Linked DNA regions of Homo sapiens: region 2 is linked to region 1. A link is an interaction called in ENCODE POLR2A ChIA-PET data of the cell type or tissue named here. Cell type or tissue: OCI-LY7. All regions are shown on one strand. Each heading gives the region's core, and the rest is flanking DNA. Links, peaks and the distances in the headings are about the cores only. Region 1 has its middle 39 kb from the start of TNFAIP8. Region 2 overlaps TNFAIP8 (TNF alpha induced protein 8).

What was found. Peaks named below come from ENCODE experiments on the same cell type or tissue, not always from the same donor. Only the 100,000 strongest peaks of a DNase experiment are listed, where the experiment ranks them.
Region 2: POLR2A ChIA-PET joins it to region 1 with 11 read pairs; 12 of 35 experiments call an interaction of 5 or more read pairs at or near these places.

What each region holds. Positions count from the first base shown.
Region 1 is chr5:119,311,345-119,322,065 of GRCh38, reverse strand. It overlaps a transcript of TNFAIP8 not described here. Among named protein-coding and RNA genes, the nearest start is that of TNFAIP8, 39 kb to the left of the region's middle. RefSeq lists an enhancer at 3,486-3,745. In OCI-LY7, for the core only: CTCF peaks have their summits at 6,013 and 6,225; DNase peaks (open chromatin) are centred at 3,635, 6,245 and 8,658; H3K4me3 peaks cover 2,579 bases; H3K27ac peaks cover 5,737 bases.
Region 2 is chr5:119,366,511-119,377,231 of GRCh38, reverse strand. All of the region lies in intron 1 of TNFAIP8 (TNF alpha induced protein 8), which reads right to left. Among named protein-coding and RNA genes, the nearest start is that of TNFAIP8, 16 kb to the right of the region's middle. RefSeq lists enhancers at 9,472-9,571, 10,683-10,721. In OCI-LY7, for the core only: no CTCF peak of the experiment used is centred there; DNase peaks (open chromatin) are centred at 8,741 and 9,525; H3K4me3 peaks cover 762 bases.

The DNA.
Region 1 (10,721 bases), core at 1,292-9,291:
CAATCTATAGGGAAGGGGCTTCCAGGCAGAGGGAGGGGTGTGTGCAAAGGCTCTGAAGTAGGAGGAAAGAGCTTGGGAAGTTTGAGGAACAGCATGGTGGTCAGTGTGGCCTGACTGAGGCAGGGAAGGAGGGAGTGGGAGGAAATTAGGTAGCAGAATTGGGCAGAGGCCACATGAAGGGGAGCCTGTAGCTCCTGGTAAGGAGTGGGGAGTTTGTCCGTTGGAATGGAAAGCCGTGGGGGGTTGGAGCAAGGGAATGACTGTGATCAGCGATAAGACCATTCTCATTGCACAAGGACTGTCTGAGAGTGACAGTGCAAGAGCACAGGGGAGTTAGGAGGCTTCTGAGGCTACCCAGAAGAGAAGTGATGGTGGGAGAAGCAGTGAGATTTAGGATGTGCGTATTTGCTAGGGCAAGTGGAAAGAACTTGCTGCCAGGTGAGCTGTGTGATGAGTGAACAGAGGAATCAGGATGCCTCCTGGGCTTGTGGCCTGAGAGCTGCATGCACGAAAGGCAAACCCAGGAAGGAGCCAGTGTGGGGTAAAGGGCATGCAATCAAGATGCCTATTTCTAGTGGAAATGTAAAACAGACAACAGAATAATCACATCTGGAGTTTGGGAAAAATGTGTTAAATACATTAATTTGGAAGTTATTAGTATTGTATTTATCCTCCAGGACTAGAAATCATCCAGATTCTCAATCTTGGCTGTATGCTGGTATACCCAGTAACAAAATATGAACAAAAAAAACCAATTCAAACCAAAACAAAACAAAAACTGATGCCCACAAGTCTTCCCCAAAGGTTCTCAATTAACTAGACTTGGTATCCAAGTCTAGTCTTTTTTTTGAGATGGAGTCTCACGGTGTTGCCCAGGCTGGAGTGCAGTGGCTCGATCTCGGCTCACTGCAAGCTCCGCCTCCCGGGTGCACACCATTCTCCTGCCTCAGCCTCCTGAGTAGCTGGGACTACAGGCACCGGCCACCACGCCCGCCTAGTTTTTTTGTGTTTTTAGTAGAGACGGGGTTTCACCGTGTTAAACAGGATGGCCTCAATCTCCTGACCTTGTGATCCGCCCACCTCGGCCTCCCGGAGTGTTGGGATTACAGGCATGAGCCACCGTGCCCAGCCAAGTCTAGTCTTTTTTAGTTTTTTGTTTTTCGTTTTTTGTTTTTTTTTTAGCAGGTTAAGAACCCTAGAGACAGTGTAGTATGAAGAAGAAAGTCAAGGACTAAGCCCTGGGGCAATTCCATCTGTAGAGGCCCTTGGAGAGAACAGTTATTCAGGTAGGAGAAAAAAAGGGGATGTGATGCCCTGGAAGTCAAGTCAGGACAGTGCTTCAAAGGGAAGTGAGGGGGTGGGGGTGGTTACAAGGTCATACTACAAAAAGAAAAAGAAGGGGGCCGGGATGGATGATGCCAACTACTACTGAGAGACTGAAAAAGATGAGGACTAGAACAGGCCATGGGATTTGTTAAAATGGAGGTCTTTGGTGACCTTAACAGAAAGGGTTTTTGAGGAGTAGTGGAGTGGGGAGGGGCAGCAGGAAGGGGAGATTGTACACACCCCAGGAGACAAGTCTTCTAGCAGTTCTGCCAGAATGGGCAGGAGAGAAGTGCCATAGAGCTGGAAGGCTACATTGAATAGAGAAATTTCTTTAACTTGTTTTTTAAGAAGGGTGATAAAAAGGCATGTTCTGATGGTGATAGGGATGTTTCCATAACTGGAAAGAAATTGATGTGCAAGAGAAAGAATATAATTGCAGGAGGACTTGAAGAAGTTGGAGAGAAAAAGCCTTTAGGGACCCTGAACCAATGAATCTGAAATTCCCCAACTGCCAGATGTATCTTCATTTTTCATTTTCCGGGAGATGTAATATGTCCTAAAAATCACAGTCGCTAGATTGAAATCAACCTTAAAAATCATCTAGTCCAATGTCTACTCCCAGTCCACTACTTGAATCCCCTGTGTCCCCTCCCAGTAGTCGTCTTGACAACCTCCACTGAAAGGCAATTTCTACACTCCATCCACCCCACCACCAACCCATGGTTCATGATCTCTTCGGACACTCCTTGAACTGAACAGAAATCTGTTTTCCTGTGCTTCAATCCACTGGTTCTGGTGCTGTGCCTTCGGGATACACAGAACATGTCTAATCCCTCTTTCACATCTTTCAAACAAACGAAAACTAGTAACTCCTGTCCCACCTTGTTAATTATGTACTTCCTAAACCAAGCCAGTTCTTTTCACATGTATGGACAAACAGATTCTATTCTAGAAAATATCTAGACATGGGCTACAAATCCACCTCGGCGTTCTTTAACATAAAGAAGGTACTGTCAAGCATAATAGAATAAAAGGTGCACCAATATACATAGAAATAACCCATAATAATCCTGGTTACCAAGAAACCAGAGAGGTTCCAGGCTAGTTGGACTTAATCCACTCAATCCTTAAGCACTCATTTAATTATCTCTCTCTCCATCTTGTTCCCCAATTCTAGCAGAGAACTCTCCCACAACATGTGTGTACGCATACACACCACACACTCAACATATGCACATTCACTCAGACTCTCAGATAGGAGAAAATTTGACCATCAACAGCTGCCGTGTTATTAAGCACACGTTGGAATGTTCTCATTAAATCAAGTTTTTAGGAAAGGGTCTCTACAGTATTAACTGATTATTTTCTCGAAACCTCATGTTGGAATACAAACTCCAAAGCCAGAAGAAAAACCTAAATGTTTACATATCCAAACGGATTATTTTATTTCATCTTATCTTATTTCAGGGACAGGGTCTCACTTCATTGCCCAGGCTGAAGTGTAGTAGTGCCATCACAGCTCACTGCAGCCTTGAACTCCTGGGTTCAAGTGACTCTCCCGCCTTCACCTCCCAAAGTGCTGGAATTATAGGTGTCAGCCACCACACCTGGCCAAGAATACTTTTAATGCAATTATAAATTAAGTTAAAAGCACAGTTACAAAAGCCAGGATTAGACTACAATTAAAGTATCCCTTGAATTATGGAGTCACTGCTAATATTCAATGAAGAAACAGGTATGTTGTTCCAAAACTGAAGGAGTATTCATGCCAAATATCATATGAGCTGTTATTCTTCTAGTCTTATTTTAAAACATTCCAACCACTGGAAGTGAAAGGGACCCAAACACGTAAGAGTACTGGCTTAGTGTCTCAAATAACCCTATAATAGGCTAAAACAATTTTTAAAACCAGTATAGTAATTAATGCAAAATGCACATGGTAGGTTCTGAAATGTTTTCTGAATTAATAAACTGCATTACGCTGGAGTCAAGGGTTCATGAGATGGTGAGGAGGAAGGGGAGGAGGGGCAGGAAGAGGGACAGGAGAGGGGAGGGGGCAGGAGGATGCGGGGGGAGGAAGAAAAAAAACTGAAAAACTATAACAGGTATCACTCCAGATTCATATGTACATCAATTTAGTTCTAGGCTAGGCACAGTGGCTCATGTCTGTAATCTCAGCATTTTGGGAGACTGAAGCACGAGGTTCACTTGAGTCAAGGAGTTCAAGACCAGCCTGGGCAACATAGGGGAACCCCGTCTCTACAAAAATAAAAAATAAAAAAAATTAGCCAAGCATGATGGCACATGCATATAGTCCCAGCGACACAGGAAGCTGACGTGGGAGGATTGCTGGAGCCCAGGAGGTCAAGGCTGCAGTGAGCTGTGATCACATTACTGCACTCCAGACTCCAGCCTGGCTAACAGAGGGAGACCTGTCTCAAAAAGAAATCCATTCTAGAACAAAAGGCTGATATAGAGCACTAAAGGTACCACTTGAAATCCCCGTTTAAAGGGACAAACTGAAAAAAAAAAAGAAGTGTCAATCAATCACCTGCAAAAGATCAATGAATTCAGAGCATTTCAAGAGCTGTGACTACTTTGATCAGTTTTGGGGAAGAAAACAGTTTGACTATAATTAATGTTTGACTATAATTAATTAATATAATTAATCAAGGTGGTAAGTCAATTAAATTCACCACCTTGATTAAAGACTAAATTTGACAACTGCATACAAGAAAAAAACACAACTTATTTATGACGAAGATCTTTTATGTGTCCCACACTCTGGAAAAGTGGATGTGTCCAAAGGAAATAAAGATCATGATATCAACTATATAAGGTAGGGCTGGGTGCAGGAGCTCACGCCTGTAATCCCAGCACTTTGGGAGCCAAGGCGGGCAGATTACTTGAGGTCAGGAGTTCAAGACCAGCCTGGCCAACATGGTGAAACCCCCGTCTCTACGAAAATTAAAAAATTAGCCAGCATGGTGGCCTATGCCTATAATCCCAGCTACTTGGGAGGCTGACGCAGGAGAATCATTTGAACCTGGGAGGTGGAGGTTGCAGTGAGCCGAAATCGCGCCACTGCACTCCAGCCTGGGCAAGAGAGTGAGACTCCATCTCAAATAATAATAATAATAATTATTATTATTATTATCATATAAGGTAAATATTTGATGATAAATATAGGTCAATATAACCTGCTATGAAAGCATCCTGAATATCTCAAAATTAAAGAAAACTGATTTTGATACAATTAAAAAATGCCTTTCTTAGCCTCCCCTTATCTAATCAAAAGGAAGAAAGAATAAAAAGTCTCTACAGCACATAGAATCAGATTTCTTATATAATTTCTTATATAATCACTTTCAAATGGTTCATTCTGTAATTTTAGAAAACTTTATATCAGGCCAAACAATTTAAAAGCATATTTAAAAATTATTTATTTTGGCTAATTTCTATTGGTTTAATGTTCTTAACTTGGGTCTTCTTCCAAGCCATTCAAGTACAATAAATTTATGGACTACAGGAAGAAGTCCTACCCAAGAAATCGGAACCAGGAGGTGCACCAGCCACAAGGACAGGCCTCCATGATGGCAGACGCAGAAGAGGCTCAAAGGGCAGAGGCAAAACTACTTCCTTTTTATTATCTTGCCGGGTGGCTAAAAATGTAAAGTTCTACATGCTATTATTTCCTCACAACAGGCATATACATTGCTCTGGCATTTCTTCAGCCTGATTTTTCTAGAACATTGTTTCTCAGCCTTGGTTCTACTGATATTTTGGCCCACATAATTGTTATGGGGAGCTTTTGGGTGCATTGTGGGATGCTTTGAAGCATCTCTGTCTTCTACCCACTAGATACCAGCAGCAAACCCCTCCCAGTTTGCTAAAATTGTCTTTGGATATTACCAAATGTCTCTTGCGGGCAGGGCAAAACTGCCCCCAGTTGAGAGCCATGTTCTCGAGCACTGGTTCTTAAATTGGCTACATGTTGGAAGCATCTGAGGAGGTTTTAAAAATACTGATACCTGAGTCTCACCCTCAGAGATTTTGACTTAATTAGTCTGGAGTAGGCCTGAGGCACCTGGATTTTTGAAAGAGATTCTAATGTGCAGCCAAGTGTGAGAATCTCTGCCTTAGAGTTTATCAATACCATCAAGTAAGTCATTTAATCAATTTAACCCAACTCAAAAATGCATTGTATCTCTCCACACTAGGGTCTTCTTTATCTTGGTACCAGAATCAACATGATTAGGGGACATAGAAAGAAGTGGAGAAGGCCAGGTGTGACGGCTCACGCCTGTAATCCTAGCACTTTGGGAGGTCGAGATGCGAGGATCACTTGAACCCAGGGGTTCGAAAAGAGCCTAGGCAACATGGCGAAACCGTTTCTTACAAAAAATATGAAACTTAGCTGGGCATGGTGACACATACCTGTGGTTCCAGCTACTCAGGAGACTGAGGTGGGAGGATCGCTTGAGCCCAGGAGTTAGAGGCTGCAGTGAGCTATGATCTCACCACTGCACTTCAGCCTGGGTGACACAGGAAGATCCTGTCTCAAAAAAAAAAAAAAAAAAGTGGAAGAACTAGAAAAAGGTCAACTGTAGTTCTAATCTGCAAAGTTCTTTACCCTTTTAGGTGAACAGGAACTAGTGCATAAAAATTTATTTCAGCTTTAACATTGCAACTAAAAACACTCCAGTTTTGGAGATTTAGAAAATAAGCCTCACAGGTAGGAAGACAGAATTACTTCCTCACATGGTAAAATGCCAGCTCTACAATGAAGAAACTCTGGAGCTGCCATCTCTTTAATGGGCACCATTAAACCAGCCTCAGAGAAATGCCAAGTTCATTTAAAATAATAAACAAATCTGTGTGTGTGAAGACACCCAGAGGACCCACACAGGAACTGCAATCAAGACTTCTGTGTGTGTGGGTGGTGGAGGTGGGGTTCATCTTCAGATAGACGACACTACCAGGAACCTGTCAGGAGCTGACAGCAAAGCTTGATTCCTGTAAAAAAGCTCCAAGGTCATGAACAGCCCACATGCTTCCCTCCTGTCCATTACACCTCGGGGTCTTCTGCCAGCTTCCTCAGTGTGTTCAACAACACTGGGCCTGACTCCAACTTCTGCAGACAGTGGCACAGCACTGCCCCTGAAAGGCACTGTTCCCCTGGGAGCTAGACTGTGGCTACAGTATTCTCATCAAATGTGTGCCAATCTACTGGTTATGCCAACACACATTGTCTGTTGTTTTTTTGATAAGAAAAAAGTAAGGAGACACACACATGCATACACACATAATAAGGATTCTTCTCCCATTTCAGGAATAAGAATTATCAGTAACTTATGGCCAGGTGAGATGGCTAATACCTGTAATCCCAGCACTTTGGGAGGCCAAGATAGGTGGATCATTTGAGGTCAGGGGTTCAAGACCAGCCTGGCCAACATGGTGAAACCCTGTCCCTACTAAAAATACAAAAAATAAGCTGGGCCTGGTGGCGGGCACCTGTAGTCCCAGCTACTCAGGAGGCTGAAGCAGGAGAATGGTGAGAACCCCGGAGGCGGAGCTTGTAGTGAGCTGAGATCGCACCACTGCACTCCAGCCTGGGCAACAAAGAGAGACTCCATCTCGAAAAACAAAACACAAAACAAAACAAAACAAAAAACCACACACACACAAAAATTAGCCGGGCGTAGTGGTGAGTGCCTGTGATCCCAGCTACTGGGGAGGCTGAAGCAGCAGAACTGCTTGAACCCGGGAGGTGGAGGCTGCAGTAAGCCGAAATCATGCCACTGCACTCCAGCCTAGGTGACAGAAAATAATGAAAAAAAATAAATAATTGGTAACTTGTAGTAAGTGGTTAGGATGAGTACAGTACTTTACTATGCGCCATACATGCTTTAATCTTACTAACTCCTGACAGCACTGAAAAGCAGGTCCTATTAATGTCCTCATTTTATAGATAAAGTAATTGAGGCTTATGCAGTCTTAAGAAATTTATCCAAGGCAAAGCCAGGACCTGGACCTATTTCTCTCTGGCTCCAAAGCTGATGCTTTTAACCACTACACAGTACTGTCTCTCTGGTTCTCAAAAACAAAAAAACAAATCCCAATCAGTGATATGAACTCAACTCTACCACCTGTGAGTGTTTCAAGTTCTTACTGATTTGGGTTGGACAAGGTTAGAAGAAAAGTTTGTGGATATGGAGAGGATGCATGATACACAAATTTTGTTCCAGACTCCATCAACAAGACCACAGGGCACCGTGTATGTCTTTGAATCTGTCTGTTTTTGTGTGTGTGTGCATGTGTATATGACAGAGAGAGGAAACATTTCACAGAACATATGAACATATCCGGGAAAACCTGGTCTTACCACTAGTTTGTAAGTTCCAAGAGGACAGGGACTATTTCTATCAGCATTTATTCAGTCAGCAACTAATACTGAGTGCTTACCACTGGCCAGACCCTGTCCCATGTGCTGGAGATTCACAAATGAACAAAACAGACGACAGACATGGTTTTTTTGTTTGTTTGTTTGTTTGTTTGTTTGTTTGTTTTTAGAGACAGCATCTCGCTATATTGCCTAGGCTAGATGCGAATTCCTGGGCTCAAGTAATCCTCCTGCCTCAGCCACCCAAGTAGCTGGGATTGTAATGCCAGGCATGTGTCATGACACAGGTCATTCTTAACCAGTAATTATGCTGCCTCTACTAGATTTTATGCTAGTTGCATTTACTCTGTCTATAGCAAGGAAAACTAACTTAATTTTGTTTGTCCCTTTAACCTCAAAACCCACACATGAATGCCTAGTGAATAATAAGCACTTTAATATTTGCTGAATAAATGAATTGGTCAGCAGCATACACTTTAGCACTTAATTCAAAAGCTAAGTGAGATGCAAAATGTTTCATGTGCTTGAGCCTTGTTGCTCCAGCTAGTGTATAAACTTCTTAAGCACAAGGATCACATTATGTTTATATGTACCAAATAAAAGCATTCCATCTTAAGGCTGCTTCACAACATACCAGTCCCAGAATTTAAAATAAGCACACATAATTTGTACTTCCATGAAATTATTAAAGGTACTGACAATTCTATTAATAAACATCATTTGTTAAAAAGGAGGCTATCATATTTTGGCAAGTACTAAACTTTAGCAAATGCATATCTTCCCTGTTGTAGGGCATCTTTAAAATAAAAGAAAATGTCAAAGCCCGTGCCTATTATGAGACCCTTAGGAACAGTATAACATCTCTGGATTTGGGGGTTTGGCAGCTCTGGCAATGGTGGTCTCAAGAAAGTGAAAGCAAAACCTACTCCCCTTCCTTCTCTCCCTCCACCCTGGCCCCCAAAGCCTCATGTTTCATTACAAGCTGAGTGCCCTCAGACTTCCAAGTACCTTTAAGGTTTCTGTAAAACTCCTTTGAGCTTGTGGCAGATTTCAAAAAGTGGGCTTTTAAAATAAGCAGAAGAATTTTCTTTGGAGCTGTTAAGTAGTCTTGAACTCAAATATAGATTCTTGGCTTTGAACTAATTATCTATAACAAAAATGACAAATACGAAGCTGACCACTCTTACCCAATTGTTCTGGAAATTTCTGAAGCACTGTCAACCATTTTCACTGCATATAATATCTTCTCAGTGTAATTCTTCCCCATCTTCATTGAGGTTCTTTTAATATAATTTAACCCTTCTTAATATTAAGCCAAGTAAGGATTATAATAATAATCAAAACAAGTATTTGTCCCGGTTTTTATTAGATAGCCTATTTTCCCAAGTACAGATTATCCTAGTGAACTTCATTTTCCCTTTTAAAAATGTACATTCTATTCAGAATCTACAGAACTTTTAATTACCACATTTGCCTATTCTGCATGATCTGAGAGCTAACCTCTGCCCTTTGGTATTCTTTCACTGTAGTTACCCAACATTTTCCTTCTGAATGTAGATCTTCATATTCTTTTTTTTTTTTTTTTTTTTTTGTATTTTTTGCAGGGACAGGGTTTCACCATATTGCTCAGGGTAGTCTCGAACTCCTGAGCTCAAGGGATCCACCCTGCCTTGGCCTCCCAGTGTGCTGGGATTTCACACGTGAGCCACCGAGCCCAGCTACATTCTTATTTCCTAAACTTTACAAGTTCACACTCTTCCCTTTAAACAAATGTGCCCCCTCTGGCGGTGTCATTTGAGTCCCGGTGTATGTCATTAAGCCTCTTAACCTCAACCACTACTTCCCACTGAAATAACTCTATTTTCTTTTTTTCTAATGAAAAAGTAAGACATGTTCTATGTAAAAATTAAAATATGGTGAGCACTTACCACTTACTATGAGCCAGGCATTGAACTAAGTATTTTTTAATCTTATTTTCATCCTCGTGATATGAGGTCAGTGCTTTGATGAGTTCCATTTTACGTAAGAAAGTAGTTAAGCAAATTGCCAAGTTACAATAGCAGAAAGAGCAGAGTCAGAATTTGAATCCAGCTCTGTTTCCAAACTCTGGCTCAAACTGCTGTGTCAAACCAGACTCCTCCCCAATCCATTCCCAGCTAGAATCCCAGATAATAATTTGGTTATTTTTTTTCCCAAAGTTTTAAATACCAAATAAGCATGCCTATCCTTTGCCCTACCACCTTCTTTCTTACTTAAACAGGACCATATTATATACATTAGTTTAAAAGTTAATACTATAGTGTATCTTTCATAGTCAATATATAAAGCTCTTTTTTCTTTCTGTCATGGTTCCACACTAGTCCATCCTGTGGTAGTACTGCAACAAAGTTAACCTTAGTTAAACTAGGTTTGGTTAAATTTGATGAACATTTAGGCTGTTAAGCACCACAGGTCTATGGATACTTTCATTCCTCTGCTTAACACTCAAACTCTATAAACCAGAGCTTTGTCCCTCCTTCACGGGTGAACACCCACAATGTCCCTTCATCAGCACTTCCTAATAATTTTACTCTGCTCTTGCTAATCACCTTATTTGCCCGTTCCATTGATATGAGTTCATTCACTGATTTTTTTTTTTTTTTTTTTTTGAGACGGAGTCTCACTCTGTCACCCAGGCTGGAGTGCAGTGGCGCAATTTTGGCTCACTGCAACCTCCACCTTCTGGGTTCAAGTGATTCTCCTGCCTCAGCCTCCCAAGTAGCTGGGACCACAGGTGCGCCACCACACCCAGTTAATTTTTTGTATTTTTAGTAGAGACGGGGTTTCACCATGTTAGCCAGGATGGTCTCAATCTCCTGACCTTGTGATCCACCTGCCTTGGCCTCCCAAAGTGCTGAGATTACAGGTGTGAGCCACCACGCCCAGCCCATTCATTGGGTTTTTAATATTTATTTGACTGTTCAAAATTCACAGTGCCATTTCAACCTTTTGT
Region 2 (10,721 bases), core at 1,650-9,649, 55 kb before region 1:
CAGGGTCTCGCTATGTTGCCCAGGCTGGTCTCAAACTCTTGGCCTCAAGCAATCCTCCTGTCTTGGCCTCCCAAAGTGCTGGATTACTGGATGAGCCACCAGGCCCAGCCTCATTCAATACACTTTTATTTTATTAAGCAACTGTTATGTGCCAGGCAAAGTGCCTACTCTCAGGAAGCACAGATTCTAGGACACCTAATATATAAACAAACAAACAAACATATATAAATACGTCAAGCAGCAATATAGGCTAAAAGAAAAATGAAATGTGTGTATGGGAGGGGGAACTATGTTATTTTATCTAGGGTACTTGATGTACTTGGGGAAGGCCTTTCCGAAAAGGCGACATTTGAGCAGAGGCATGAAGGAATCAAGGGGGACCTGTCTTGAGTTGGTGAAGTCTCCCACAGTCCCTCCCAAATATCACCTTCCAAATATCAGGAAGTCCTCATTGACCGTCCATTCAGAAATGCTCTATCCTGTCTCTAACTGCTGTTGGAAACTGCTTATCATACTTTTGTTTCCGTACTCCCTGAAAGTAAATCCTAGTGATTGGTTACAATTTATTGTTTATTCCTTGCAATAAATGACCAATTAATCTTTAATATGTATCTGCTGGATTAAAAGCATTCTCAGGTTGTTTCTGGGGGAGCAGAAAGACGGGGGGGGTGGGAAGACAATGAATACTGATTTTTATAAAACAACCGAAATAAGAGGCTACAAATAAATAACATTAGATTTAATTATATTTCAAATACTCTTACATATGAAATAAATATTCCAATGCAGTCCTTTTGAAAAAGTTTATTTTTGCCGGGTGCAGTGGCTCACACCTGTAATCCCAGCACTTTGGGAGGCTGAGGTGGGCGGATCACCTGAGGTGACAGAGAGCAGTTCGAGACCAGCCTGGCCAGCATGGTGAAAGCCCATCTCTACTAAAAATACAAAAATTAGCCAGCTGTGGTGGCACATGCCTGTAATCCTAGCTACTCAGGAGGCTAAGGTGGGAGAATCTCTTGAAGCCGGGACGGGGAGGTTGCAGTGAGCCGAGATTGCACCACTGCACTCCAGTCTGGGCAACAGAGCAAGATTTCATCTCAAAAAAAAAAACAAAAAAGAAAATTTAAGTTTATATATATTTTTTCATTTTAATTTCAGTGTTCTTTGGGTGGAAAGTGTTTATTCTAAATGCGACATTTCATCACTAAAGATAGGCATCCAAAAAGTCATCTGATAACATTTGGAACTGGCAAAAACTACTGAATAACCCACACTTTGAAAAATAATAATTGTTTTTAGTACAAATGTTGGTTCAAGATTTTTAAAAAGTCATATTCTTTAGGTTTAAGTCATAAGAAAAAGGCAGAAACTCTACCTTTCTTTGCTAGTTTGCTACGAAAGAAAAAAAGCTGAAGATTAACTAAGGATATAATCCTTACTTTAAGATCCTAAATTGAACATTTTGCCTCTATTGAAATCGGCAAACTTAAAATTATATTTAAAATTTAATAGAGCCTCCCAAAAGTTACAAAGACAAATTGTTTTATTAAAATAATTATATAATCCTTTGATGTTGATGACATATACTTGCTATATTAAACTCATTTTCCACTTGAAGAAAATAACTAAAAAGATCATTATAGTCGTTCCCTGGTAAGAACTGAAAAACGTTTTCCAAAATATACGAACTTGCTGTCTTGAAGATTAATTACTTCTCTAATGGTTAATATCTGGGTAAAATAAACTTTGGCAAGTAACATAACACAACCAATCAATGTTATAAGTAGTTGCAAAATAAAATAAATTTCTTCTCTAAAATACTTGAGCAGCCCCCACCTTTCGTAGCTGTGTCTTTTCACCTACTCACTCGTTACTCTAAAAGAAAGTCCACCACTCCACATCTCACCATTTCTATCATGGGTCCTATTTTAGGAGATAGAAGAAGCCGTGGAGACCACAGGAAGAAAAACAGAGGCCTAGAGGTTAACGTAGGGATCACAACATGACCCCCATTAATTCCCAATCACTTGCTCCCCTGTGGAAAGGTGCTTTCTGTTGGGATTATGAAAAGCAGCAAATAGCAATTCCTCCATTTGAAGCAAAGCTTACAAACTTTTGGCAGGCAACATGTTTTGGCTGGGCCCTCATAGTGTTTTTTTCTTTTTCTAATTAAGATAAAATTCATATCACATAAAATTCACCACTGTAAGCATTTTAAAAATCTACAATTCAGTGGTTTTTACTATATTCACAATGTTGTGCAACTATTACCACTATCTAACTCCAGGACATGTCCATCACCCCCAAAATTGGCCCCCAAAAGGTTCTAAGTTTTATTTCTGTAATTAGTATTTAAAAAAACTTGTAGAAGTTGGGAACTTTCAATAAAAATTCACATTTCTGGCTTCTCAGAAAAAAATCTGACCTTCTGGCAATACTGAGGGAGGAGAGTGGGAAACACAGGGTCCTCTCCAATTAGCCCCCCGGCCATTCCAGCACTTGGGTAATTTCCTGGCTCCCGTAGGCATATGCCCTAGCTACCCCGCATTGAAATGATCAGGGGCTCAAACCATTCTGAATCACTTTGCAGACAGCCTTGAGTATAAGATGCAAAGAGCTACAGCCCTCTGTTCCCTGCGCTGGCAACCAAGCTGAGCTAGAAGGCGTCCAACTCTGACTCTTCAACAGGACCCCCTGGGCTTCTGCCAACTTCTTACTCACCTTTCTCTCAAAATGTTACCTTCTCCATCCCAGGATCTTTGCTGGAATCTCTCTTCCCCTGAAAAGTCATGCTGTATCTATGTGAGGAACATCCTAACCCACTTGCCTTGTTTTCTATTTACTATCGGTACAGGTTGAGCATCTCAAATTTAAAAATCCAAACTCCAAAATATGCCAAAATTGGAAAGTTTTTGAGAGCTGATATGGCACTCACTAAAACAAAATGCTCATTGGAGCATTTCAGATTTCAAATTTTTGGATATAGGATGCTCAACCAGTAAGTATAATGCAAATATTCCAAAAATCTGAAAAAAAAAATCCAAAATCTAAAACACTTCAGTCCCAAGCATTTTGGATAAGCGATACGCTACCTGTATTTTACTTTAACTTATGGTTACTTAATGTATTTGTATTAAAAAAATTAATTCACATAAAAGGAAACCCTATATACTATGTGAATGGAAACTGATACTCCCCTAAATATATCATTAAAAATCATTAAAAAATGTTTAAAACCATAAGAAATAATTCAATGAGGAAAAAAAACACCAATACTATTAGTTTCTAGCCAGATATTGTTGCCTGCCAAAGGCTATGAATCCCCATCTACCTACATGGCACAAAAAGAGGTAAGCTTCTGTGAGCTGGCAGAGATCACATAGCCCAAAACGCAGGCATTCTCTGTGAATGATGTCAAGGACTCCAAGGACACTGAAAAGGAACTAATTTTTTTGTGATATGACTGAAGATGATTTAATACTATACCTGGGACCTCCTAAAATCAGTCACTGTACTACCAGTGGCATACGTACCATATTTGGGAAACAACCACACGTCCAGTCTTCCAAAGCTTCATGCCAATCCCTTCCGTCTCAACAGTTCTGCCTCAAAGATCTCAGCCACAGACAGCCCTTCTGAAACCTCTCTAACCCCCATGTAATATGTACTTTCTTGTATGCATGTTAACTCCTCTAGACTGAAAACTACTCAACAGCAGCAACAGGTCTTCCACATTGCATACTCCTCCTCTGGTGAAGGTACCAGTATTAACTTATCCCTAGTCACTTTCCCGTTGTATGCCTGTCTTGACGTCCCGGTGAGGAAAGTTTTGAAGTGACTTTTTAGAATTCCAAACAAGCTTCTAAATGAAATGAATGAAAAATGTCTTAGTACATGAAGTGCCTAACATAGGGAAAATATCTGCATCTCTTCACTCTCTCTTACATTTTGGGGTAAGAGTAATTTTACTATTGGGAAGTCATTCTTGGTGTACTAACAAGAGCTATCCCACATACGGCAGTTTTTATCTTATAGGAAAGTCAGTGTGGCCAGCAGGCTGTCGAAAAGGGGTTGGGTATGGTTATTAAGCTTTGTGTCTGGGGTGGATGAAGGGACTGAGTGTCTTCTGTAATGACTTCAGGTGTAATACATACCCAAGAAGAATCCAGTCATACTACCAAGGTCAGCATGGTAGAGATATAGGACAAAGATCATAAAAAATAAATGCAGTGTTAACTAACATAACTTTATTATTTATTTATTTTATTTTTGAGATGGAGTCTCAATCTTTCACCCAGGCTGGAGTGAAGTGGCGCCATCTTGGCTCACTGAAACCTCTGCCTCCCAGGTTCAAGCGATTCCCCTGCCTCAGCCTCCCGAGTAGCTGGGATTACAGGTGTGCGCCACCATGCCTGGCTAATTTGTGTATATTTTAGGAGAGATGGGGTTTCACCATGTTGACCAGTCTGGTCTCGAACTCCTGACCTCAGGTGATCCTCCTGCCTCGGCTTCCCAAAGTGCTGGGATTACAGGCATGAGCCATAGTGCCCAGCCACTAACATAATTTTTTAAAAAAATGTTAAGATACAATTTATGATGGTCAACTTGTATTTTTATGGTATGTGGGCTACTTTTTCTAAAAGACTGGAGCCTTTATAAAATCTGCACACATAGCGGTGGCCATTTAACAAAGCTAGGAATTTATTTTACTTAGTCAAATGATTAGCAAGGTTTACGGTCATATCTTTGTTCTTGGAAAATATTATATTATTGATCATATCTAGCTGTTATTTTATAAGTTCTTATAAATAATAAACTCTAAAACATCATTTCTATGAAGAAAGACAACCTATTTTATTGAACTTTTCTTCTTGATGTGATTTCTAGTATTCTTTTTTTTTTTTTTTTTGAGACAGGGTCTCACTCTGTTGCTAAGCTGGAGTGAAGTGGCACGATCTCTGCTCACCACAACCTCCACCTTCCAGGCTTAGGTGATCCACCTCAGCCTTCTGAGTAGCTAGTACTACAGGTGTGCCACCACAGTTGGCTAATTTAAAAATAATTTTTTTTGTGGAGATGGGTTTTTTTTTTTTTTGAGATGGAGTCTTGCTCTGTCGCCCAGGCTGGAGTGCCATGGCGCGATCTCGGCTCACTGCAAGCTCCGCCTCCCGGGTTCACGCCATTCTCCTGCCTCAGCCTCTTGAGTAGCTGGGACTGTAGGTGCCCGCCACCACGCCCGGCTAATTTTTTGTATTTTTAGCAGAGACGGGGTTTCACTGTGTTATCCAGGATGGTCTAGATCTCCTGACTTTGTGATCTGCCCGCTTCGGCCTCCCAAAGTGATGGGATTACAGGTGTGAGCCACCACGCCCGGCCGAGATGGGGTTTTGCCATGTTGCCCCGGCTGGTCTCGAACTCTTGGACCACCTCTGTCCACCTTGGCCTCCCAAAGTGCCAGGATTACAGGCATGAGCCACCACGCCTCGCTGATTTCTAGTATTCTCACTGCTACAAAAGGCAGAAAGTATCTTAGGAAAATAATACTGAATTTATCTCTCCGATGTTAGACAATGTATATTATAAAAAGTACATGCTTAGAGAAAAAAATGAATTCAAGTCTTTTGAATGTGTAATTTGATTCATTTTCCAAATCTGAAAATTAAATCTACCCTAACTGGAGAGTTTCCCCTTGAACTAGTATCCTGTTAATTGTTTAATTTATGCCATCCAGTCTAGCAGTTATGCTTGGAAAAGAACGGTGAGGGCAGTTAATGGACATGCCAAAAAGGAAGGTCTTTTTCTATCACATTTTCAGCATTCATCTTTAATGTTTTTTTTTGGTTTTGGAATGAAGGAAACAGACGCTACTGTTGGACAAGAAATGCAGTGTCATACAGTACTTTTAAGCTGTCAGCTGTACAGTTAGTCTTTATATAGGCAACGAACAAGTGCTTCTCTGTACCTTTATTTCCTTGAAACATACAAATACCAGACTCCACGCACAGTCCAATGCAGGGTATATTCTATAGCAAATACTCAAAATGAATGCTGTCTTATCTTCCTTGTTAATGTATCAAAATAAAATATTTTTTCACTACATCTACAGAATAAAATAAAACCATGTATGCTACCCCATCAAAATTTAGAAACCATGTTTAAACAAATGTTTTGACACTAGCTAACATGAAAAGGGGATTTAATTCTTGAATGTCTAGCATCTATGAAGTAATTTTCTTCCATTAAGTTTACATTATCACAAAATAGAGCAATCTTAGATACAGGCAAAAAAGCAAGCTACAGAATCCTTGAGTTGAGATTCCAGGTTCCCAAAGGAAAAGATTCCAGGTTCCAAATGTAGGCCTTAATAATCTCCCAGCTCTCTAAAGTTTTAATGGCATCTAATAAAGTATCAACGGGTTAGGCACTGGGTCATATTTTCTTGAGCTGACTTACTGCTCACTGCATTCTGATGGAGGGTAAAGAATGTGAAATATTTTTATATATTTTTAAATCATTAGGGATAGCAGAGAAGATGCTTGGAACTCTGGCTGCAGACTGATGTTGGGTCATAGTAACCACTATTCCTTTGTCTCTGGGCCCAAGCCCAGGAGGGGCCAGTGTTTTGCACCCTTCTGCTCTTAGAGGCAAGATTTTCTTTCCAGGCTTAATTCAGACCATTTTGACTAATAGCTTGCCTTTATTACCCATTATTTTATAGAACTTCCAGGCAGGAAGATAAAGGGTCTTTAATTTACTGTCAAAGTCTGATAAAGTCTATTTATCTTTTAACTTCTCTGTGTAAACTCAACATGGGAAAAGCTGGGATTTTAGTTGTTAAATGCATGAATTAGGGTTTGAAAGCCTCCTTTACTCAACTTAAAGAGTTTTATGTGTGGATTCATGCATTGTTTCTCTGTTGCTCAATCAAGTAATATCTTTCTCTTCTCCAATCTTTCTGCTGAAATTTGATTTTTATTTTAAATTAGAGTTAACTAGTAATAAGCTTCTGGACTGATTTGTGTTCCAGTGGCTAGAACCCAGGAAGAACTCCAAAGATGTTAAATTCCAACAAATTAAAACAGAGAGCTGCTTCTGTGGCAAAATAAACAAAAATCCATTTAAAAAACAATAAAAAAAAGAAAAGCAGGCATTTCAAACACAAGGGTTACCTAAAACATTCCCTTTTCCATTGCTGCCACAAGATGTGACAGAAGTTTTCAGACAATAAAGTGTGATTGGACCAAATTTGAAAGACAATTCATTTCAGTTTCCACCACTTTTCAAAAGAGTAAGAAGTGACCCCATTAGAGCCCTCCATCGGCCTAGACAAACCTGGTTAAGTCCCTCCCATGGGTCTGTCTGTTCTGACTTTAGGCGTGAGAACAGTGATCCAAAACACAGACTAGGAGATGGAATATCACTCACACTGGCTCGAAGGGAGCCAGCAAGAAAAAGGTCCTACCAAGCCTTCCTAAAGGTCACCCCATATGCACAATACATTATCAATGTCTGGTGTGGTTTTGACAGACTGTGGTACCATGGATGATACAACTACCTATTGAGTAAAACACAGTCCTATGCCTAAAAACCAAACAATGAGGCCAGAGGCACAAAAAATATCAATGTATGGATGATTTATGAATCTCATGAAAAACTGCCTAAGTTTTAATTCTGCAAAATATTTTACACTCTGAATCATATGCCTGTCCTCACACCTCACTGGTTATCAGGCATTTTCTGTTTGCCTACAATGTGCCCATCATCATAAAAACTAGAAGACGCTTACCAGCCACTTTCAGGTCCAAGAGTCTTGAGCACTACAAAGCTAAAGAAATTACAGTTTCAGACCAGGGATTCATTTAACTCAATGAAAGTTTGGGCCAGGTGCGGTGGCTCATGCCTGTAATCCCAGCACTTTGGGAGGCCCAGGCAGGCGGATCACTTGAGGTCATGAGTTCGAGACCAGCCTGGCCAACATGGTGAAATCCCATCTCTAATAAAAATACAAAAATTAGCTGGGCATGGTCATGGGTGCCCATAATCCCACCTACTTGGGAGGCTGAGGGAGGAGAATCACTTGAACCTGGGAGGCAGAGGTTGCAGTGAACCAAGATTGCACCACTGTACTCCAGCCTGGGTAACACAGCAAGATTCCCTCTCAAAAAAAAAAAAAAAAGAAAAGAAAAGAAAAGAAAGTTTGGCTTATGTTAACAGTTCCCTTTTTTTCCCTAAAAGCATCCTATTTGAACAGGTATAGGGTATTTAGGGTAGAGGATTCCAGTATTTTCAAAAGGCCGGAGTTTTATCAAGCTCAATGTACAGCATAGCAGGGGCTACTCAGGCCTGCTCCCATCATGAAAGAAGAGTCAAGGAGCTCCAGAGCACAAGCACCTCAGGGTCACAGCCATGTCCTGCCCCAGAACAAGAACTTAACCTCATTCTTTATAAACATGGTTTATTGCTAAGTTTGGCAAATGAAATTTAGTTGGGTCCCGAAAAATGTCCCAAAGAATCATTATTGACTTTACCTTACCCCAAACTAAAAACACTTGCAAGCATTTTGTATTTCAAATCATCTTTCCCTGGCACAGTTTCTTATTTGAAAAACAAATAGACGCTCAGAGATTGACACTTGCATGGAGTTAAGTCTTCAGAAAAAGAAAGTTTTTTGTTGTTGTAGACACTCTCATCTAATAAATGCTGTGACTAATTTAGTATTTCCAGGAAATGTGGTGTCAAGGCTTCTTAAACCCCAACACAAACACACACACGCACACACACACACACACACACACACACACGCTGCTTAGAATAGGTAAGTGAAAGAAAGAAGAGAAAGTGTGGGTTTTTTTTTTTAACAGACAGGAGGGAAAATTATATTATTTCGGGAGATAGCAAAAAAAGTATGAACTTACTTTTTAAGTCATAAAGCAATAACTGTAGGCAACAAGATGCCAAAAAACCTGTTAGTATCTGTCAAAATAGTATGATTCTTCCCAAGTTGCTAAGTGACTACCTGACAAATGAAATTAAGAACTACAAGACTGATGGGAAGCAACTTTTGGGGAAAAAAATGCTATTTCAAGTGGACCACAGATTCAAGAAGAGAAGTCATGTAGTGTACCTGGCACACACTTGCTACTTTTAATTTAAGCTGCTTTACAGGCAGGGAAACATTATTTCACCATTACCTACCTCAGTGGGGAGATGACTTAAAAGGAACTAAACATGAAAGAGATAACAAGGAGAGAATACTGACTCTAGCTGATTCTCATGACTATTCAAATATCCTCTTATTTCATTTTTAAAAACTGAACAAAACACCAGCATCATGAAATAAATTTCAATCTATATAATAGAATATGTCAGGTAAAGTGATGGCCTGAAAAAAAATGAGAAAGCAAAGGGATAGGCTTTGAACTTTAACACTCATCAGACATGTTGAAATGAGTGACAAAGACCTATTCTGTCCAGAAATCCCCGCTTTATTTTTAAGCCTGGAAACTGGTTTGTCATATCTATACTGAATACTTCCTGTCCAAGGGCATGCTAATGGCAACAAACTGCCAAGTTTAGTAGCTGCCTACATGTAGTCAATTGAGTCATTCATGGAATAAAAAACAACATCAAACATTTTTTTAAAAATCTGGCTAACTGAAGCTTTAAAAGATATACAATTAAAACATGTTTAACTAGTTCACAAGATAGGGATAGATGGTGCCATTTAAAAAAATAGAAAGGAAACAACAGACAATATTACTCTGAGACACTTTTGCTGGTAGGTTCTATACTATTCTAGTACCACTACCAAATATAACAGTTCTCTCCCTCCCATCCTCTACGACAAAATAGTCCAGTTGACATTCCACGTTTCATTTAGAAAATTGCCTAAGACCATAGAATGACTCAAATAACTAAACAACAGCAACAAAAAAATCAAATTATTCCTTTCTTTGCTTAATTTGGCCGAATTGCATTTTTAAAGGAAGGGTTATCTGAGAATTTAAAGAACTAGAAATGCAGAGGACTAAAACAAATCAGGAATGTAAACTTTATTAATGGGTCAATGGACCATGATGTTACATTAAGAACTCATCTTTGGGAAAGAGGAAAACAATTAAGGATTGCAAGAATGACCCTTTCCCCAGCAACCCTGAGGGCTGGGTGGGCTCAGCTAGGCTGCCTCTCCTAGCAGCAATTATAATTTACCCGATTAACCCTTACACATGTTGAAACTAGCCAGCTTGTTTCACTGCTGAGACCTACAATCAACATCTCCTCTCCCTCATGTCCCTCCCCATTTGCACAGAGAGGCAACCCCAAAGTATGCTGGAATAGGTAGGTGGCAAGGACAGGAATGTCAAGTAATCACCCCTATACTTCTAGGGTCATCAGCCTAATCACCAAGTCAGAGCTATGGCCAAGTAAGCCAAATAATTTAAACCAGTTCTACCCCTAAAAATCCTCTGCCTGAAATCCTTCAGGAGGCCTGCTTACCATCAGACTTGTTAATGAGGGAAACCCCCCGAAGTTAGGTACAGCTTCACTGGTTGGAAGTGATGGCTTTAACCCTCCAACAAACCACTCACCACTGGCCCTCCAGAAATGGGCATCACGATGTCACAGGCAGCTTTGAAATGATGCCCACAGGCAGACACCACTGCTTTTCTACTTCATCATTTGCCATTTTCAAGCTTTTTTGAGGAAATCATTTTTATAAC